2 separate regions of the Homo sapiens genome follow, and region 1 is linked to region 2. A link is a loop called in an ENCODE intact Hi-C map of the cell type or tissue named here. Cell type or tissue: PC-3. All regions are shown on one strand. Links, peaks and the distances in the headings refer to the core of each region. The heading gives the core; the rest is flanking DNA. Region 1 overlaps NRIP1 (nuclear receptor interacting protein 1). Region 2 overlaps USP25 (ubiquitin specific peptidase 25).

Region 1 (2,932 bases), core at 208-2,707, 680 kb before region 2:
GCCCTTGGTGACTACATTTCCCTCCAGCGCAATGCAGGTAGCAGGACATCAGCGCTTTGAGAACTAGCATAAGCTGCTGCAGAATCATCGACTGGCAACAATGTGCCTTCCCAGAGAGCCTGGTCTTGGAGAATCCAGGCTATGAGGCTTGCAAATGCTGCATGAGTTTTATGGCTACCAGGTTGGGAGCAAGGTTTTTTAACGGCTTCCTGAATGTCAGATGGCAACTGGTTTTTTCTTCAAACAATGGCATATTCTTTAAGAAAATCAAATTATCAATGAAATTTGCCATGTGACCACAGGCAAGTTAACTATTCTTGCATTTTTCAGACTAGGTTTCCTTATCTCTAAACTAGAGAAAATGATACCTACATGTCACAGGGGAACTGGAAGGATTAAAAGACAAAATGTGTGTAAAGCTTCCAGCACAATGTCTGGCACAAAACGGTTGCCCCAAAAAGTTCAATACTCTTCCTTTCCCTGCTCCCCCTCCCAACAAAACAGGAAAAGGCAACAGCCAAGTAACTAAACAACTTCTTAATATTCCAAGTTTCTACCCAATCATCTCTTCTTCTTTTAAAACCACAGGCTTGAAATCTTTACTGTTTACTGTCAACAACGGCATATACTGCTGTACAGTCAGAATTTTAGAATTTAGAAATCAAATATAACCCCCTTATTCAACAGATGCTGCCGGGGGAGATAAAAGGGCTTTCCTTTTATCTGTATCATCTTGATTTAGTAGCAGAACCTAAACTCGAAAAATAAACGTGGAATAACAGGAATACTATTTTTTAACATGTTTTTCAAAAATCAAACCTGAGCCTACATAACCCATTGTGCAAACAGTCCCTTTAGGAGAAAAACTGCAACTGTGATTAATTTCTCTCAAGAATATTTATTTCCCATTTGGAGAGTTTCACATGTTTCCAAACATATTTTCTTGATGTCCTCCATGTCATTGTGTATTCTCTCCTTCCCTTAATTTGTTTCTTTTCCAGTGTATAAATCTATTGCTCTATTATAGATTATTATAATATAAACTCATAAATTCAGGAATTTAAAAAAAATCTTTAAAAGCATGCTTCTCAGAAATCATTACACTCTGTTAAACACTTGCTATCTCTCAACTTCTAGATAGATTCCTCAAGAGAGAAGTCCTTTTTTCATTCTGAACTTCTAATTCTCAAATTTTGATTGTGTCCTGTTAGTTACCAAACACACCATTATACTACTACTCTCATTTCAATATTGTACATAAACGATTCCCCATCTTACTAATGAAATGCTTTTTTAAAGCAGTAACATATTTAACATGTGCACATGTTATGAAGAGTATAGGCAAACTCAACTATTAAAAACATGTAACTATAAGGAAAGCCATCTTAGACACTATATGTGACTACAGCTAAGCTTTTCTCTTAAGTATCTAAAGCAAATCACCAGACTTTTACATAGTACCCTCACATAGCTAGATAAGAAAGTAAAAGTAAAATAATGAAAGCAGACTCTAAACAGCAGAAGCTCCAAACTCCTTAGTTTCTCTGTTGTGCTCAATCCTTTAGCAAATTACAGGCCTGAAAACAAGGAGTAGCTCTATCACTTAACAAGTGACTAAGGAATGACTTTGTTAATTAGAAGTCCAAGGGTGAGAGGCTCCTTTCCACCAAAGCTCTGAATAAACATCAACATCAGGTCAACCAGAGTTGTCTTGGTCCCAGGAGTAGCTTAAGCGGATGACTCAAATTCCCAGCAGAATTCTAGTTTAATATTTATTGGAACTCCGAGCTTAGTCACACAGTGACTTGGAATTTAAGACACATGGGGTCTCTTCTTTCCATCCTTAAAGATATTTTTGCTAAGTGACACAAAGTTAAAGAGGCAAGATGGGTTTTAATTTAGAGTTTTTATTCCCTGAGGTGTAAGAAATTAAAATTTTATTTTCTGGGGAGAGTGAACCATACTAGCTCTGAATTTCAAACACAACTATTAACCCTGTCAGATAATTCTATTATCAAGTTTTACAAAACTGTTTACTATTATTATTTTTTTTTGCTACCCCAGCCCTATGTATTGAAAGTGGAAAGAAGGAAGGGAGGGAAGGAGGGAAGGAGAGAGGGAGAATGGATGAATGGATGTATGTCACAATCACCTTTCTAGCCAAAACTGCAACATATGCTGGAGTTCTTGAAATTATTTCAACCAAAAAAAGAATCACAGGACTCATAATTTGTTTAGCAGGTAATTATTTGCCCCATTATCTTCAAGAACAATCTATCTTAAAACTGTGTATAGCTTTTTAAGAAATCTTAATACTAAGAGGATCCTTTTTTTCATAACCCCAAAGAGTGTTTTCTTCCTCTATTTTTGAATTGCCAGCCTTCTCAATTCTTTAAATCTGATTCACATTATACTACTTTTAGAGTTCTAGGCTAAATGTTTATCCATAGCATGATTCAAGGTATTAATTTCAACAAAATACTAATATAATGATAAAATGTATCACATTTATTTTCAACTCTTTCCTATTCTTCTGATTTAAGAACTTAAAGAAAAATATTTTATGTTTCGGGTGCATTTTGATAAGCTAAAATACCACAACTTTTGTAATTCTTCATTTGTAATATTTGCAAGATAGTGTAGGGATCAATTTGAATTTCAAGGTTCATGATATAGAGTATGTACCATAACAGTGAGAAAAGTTAGTATAAATTCCTACTCATCTCAGTTTCTATATTTATTGCAACAAATTAAAACTGCATTTCATAACTCGTAGTAAAACAAAAGGAAAGTTCTGTTTTAAATAAACTCCAACCTTCAGAATCCTATACATTCAGTATCCATCAACCTGAACACTAAATTTCAAGAAAAAACAACAGATGGGCATCCATATAATAGTTTGCAAAGAAACCCTGATAAGACTTCAGGAGTT
Region 2 (2,932 bases), core at 92-2,591:
CTAAGCAAGTGTTCTGTATAGGGAGAATAAAAAAGAAACAGTATAGAATGGAAGCAGAGGAATCTAACAGATCTACAGTCAACTTTCACTGAATTCCTCCAAAGATGAGGGTTAGGTGGGAAGGTTGTCATAGATTAGCCAAGTTCAAGAGTTAAAACTTGAAAAACAATGCAGACTGGATTCAGGGTAAATTTCTTACTTAAAATAACATGTATTTTCCAATTTAGGATTATCTAAGGTTATAAAACTATACCATGCAGCATTTGATAGTTAACATTACTTAAATCACTTTAAATGTTACTTAAAGGAGGCATTCTTTATTAGGAATCAGTTGATTATCTTATTATTAGTATAAGACTTGATTTGGGCAGAGAGGTTTCCAGCTGTTTATTCCTTTTCTTATTCTTTCCTTTTCACACCTACTTTTGACTTGTAGACTCACATTGTATCCAGTCTTTTAAATGAATTCACATCATTTCTAATAAATATTCTGTTGATTTTCTTCAATATTATATGTATACAGTCCATATCCTTTACAAATACTTAATATTCTGACCTCTTTCTTGTCATTATTTTTACCACTTATTACTTTAAGATGACAGAATGCTACTACAATTTATGTTAGTTTCTATTATATATTGTTTCCTTATAATATGGAAATTTTCTTACATTCCTAAGTTTTATAAATGTTTCAAAACTAGATTTAGATGTTGACTGTCATGTCTTTTTCTTTGCAGTGAATGATATTTTATGTCAGTAACATAAGAACCATTTGTACATACGATATATGAATATTTACTATATAATCCGTGTAAGGCGCTGTGCTGAGCCTTCTTACAAACTTTTTTCATTTAATCTTTCCAACCACCTTATGAAGTGAGTGCTATTTTTCTCCTTTCTTATTGAAGCTGAAGAAACAGTATTGGAGAACTAAAGCAACATTTCATCTCTAGTATGTATTAAGGGTTGGATAAACTCAAAAGTCATGTGATACACAAGCCCCTGCTCTTAACCACAATGTTGTATCGTTTTGGCTGTCCTTGAATTCCTGATAAAACCCCATTTGGTCATGTTGCTTTACTATTTTAAATATGTTTCTATATTTAATATAATAAATTTAAACCTAGAATTTGGTATACAATTGGCCTTCTGTATCCACAGGTTCTGAATCCATAGATTCAACCAGCTGTGGATTGAAAATATTCTGGAAAAAAAAAGCATTGTTGCATCTGTACTGAACATGTACAGTCTCATTTTGGTCATTATTCCCTAACAATACAGTATAACAACTATTTATGTAGCATTTACATTGTGTTAGGTATTATAAGTAATCTAGAAATGATTTAAAGTATGCTGGAGGATGTGTGGATGTGTAAGTTACATGCAAGTATTATACCATTTTATATAAGGGACTTTGACATTCGCAGATTTTGGCCTCTGGGGGTCCTGGAACCAGTTCTCCTTGGATTCTTTAATGAGATTGCTTACAAGGTTTGGTGTGCCCATGAGGGCTATTAAGATAAGGTTAGCTCATAAAATGATTAGAAGGCTTTCTGTGTTTTCCTGTGCTTTTGGAATTGTTTAGTGTAGGATTATGTTGAGTCATTCAAAATTGGTGGTGTATGATCTTTTTTGATTTGAAAAATTAGATAGCGTTCAACTGAGGTACTTGTTACTTTGAAGATTTGGTGAACATGACTGTATCAGGGCTGAGCTGCTCATTTAGAGCAAATTTTAGGTAAAGTTTCCAAATTTTGCTTATTGTCTTTTAAATTTTCTATCTTTTCTAGGGTCAAATTTTAAATTTTTTTAGTTCTAGAAAATTCTAAATTTCATTTAGGTTTCTGTATTTATTGGTCTAAAGTTTTGTCCTAAATCTGTGTGTGTGTGTGTGTATGTGTGTGTGTGTGTGTGTGTATGTATGTACATATATATATATGTATGTAGACATGCCATTTTTTTTATCCCTGCTTGTTTTGTCGTCAGTAGTGTTTGCCAGATGCTGATCTTATTTCCTGCTTTTTTTTTTGAGACGGGGTTTTGCTCTCTCACCCAAGCTGGAGTGCAATGGTGCAATCTCAGCTCACTGCAACTTCTGCCTCCCAGGTTCAAGCAATTCTCCTGCCTCAGCCTTCTGAGTAGCTGGGACTACAGGTGTACACCACCACGCCCAGCTACTTTTTGTAATTTTACTAGAGAGAGGGTTTCATCGTGTTGGCCAGGCTGGTCTTAAACTCCTGACCCCGAGTGATCAGCCTGCCTTGGGCTCCCGAAGTACTGGGCAGTTTCTCTTTGTATTTCTAATGGATTCAATCCAAACTTGTGTTTTTGTCTTTTAGAATTTAACCATGCACATGTGGTGATAACTGATAAATTTAATCTTTTTATTGTCATCTGATTATCCATTTATTAGTCTTGTTTTCTCCATTCAGTTTTGATGGATAGACCAAATTTTCATTGTATCACCACCCCCACCCTTGTCTTTAACGTTTTCTTTTCAATTTTGGCTCTTTTAATTTTAAACAAATATATTTTTATAATATAAAATTTTGATAATATAAAACATTAATAGCTTTTTTCGGTAACATAAAAAATTAACTTTTTTCTCCACCCATTTGCCCCAAATTAGGTAAGACATTTTAGCATGTTTTTTCTTATGGTATTCCTAGTTTTGTTGGGATAATATAGAATTGTAATTCTAGGTGATGAATTTTCTTAGTGTTGCAGATGCATTATTAGTAGCTAGTTTTTTTTAATTAACTATTTAATTTTAACTGTGTTTTTTGGTCTGTTGTATAATGCTTTTTGATGGTTTGATGCCACTCTGCTTTTTTTTTTTTTCCAGATAAGTTAACTCTCTGTGTTACCTTGTAAGATTTTACTCTTTGTTTTTAAGAGTTCAGAAATTTCACTTGCGTGTGTTTATGTATGT

What was found. A loop is a pair of places that touch in the nucleus more often than their neighbours do. Peaks named below come from ENCODE experiments on the same cell type or tissue, not always from the same donor. Only the 100,000 strongest peaks of a DNase experiment are listed, where the experiment ranks them.
Region 1: it touches region 2 in a loop (2.6-fold over the local background); 16 of 110 quality-filtered maps call a loop at or near these places.

What each region holds. Positions count from the first base shown.
Region 1 is chr21:15,057,438-15,060,369 of GRCh38, forward strand. The region is part of intron 1 of NRIP1 (nuclear receptor interacting protein 1); the gene reads right to left. Among named protein-coding and RNA genes, the nearest start is that of NRIP1, 6.1 kb to the right of the region's middle. RefSeq lists enhancers at 31-80, 1,456-1,505. In PC-3, for the core only: no CTCF peak of the experiment used is centred there; a DNase peak (open chromatin) is centred at 1,744; H3K4me3 peaks cover 2,500 bases; H3K27ac peaks cover 2,500 bases.
Region 2 is chr21:15,734,087-15,737,018 of GRCh38, forward strand. The region is part of intron 1 of USP25 (ubiquitin specific peptidase 25); the gene reads left to right. Among named protein-coding and RNA genes, the nearest start is that of USP25, 5.6 kb to the left of the region's middle. In PC-3, for the core only: CTCF peaks have their summits at 1,458 and 1,663; no DNase peak of the experiment used is centred there; H3K4me3 peaks cover 884 bases.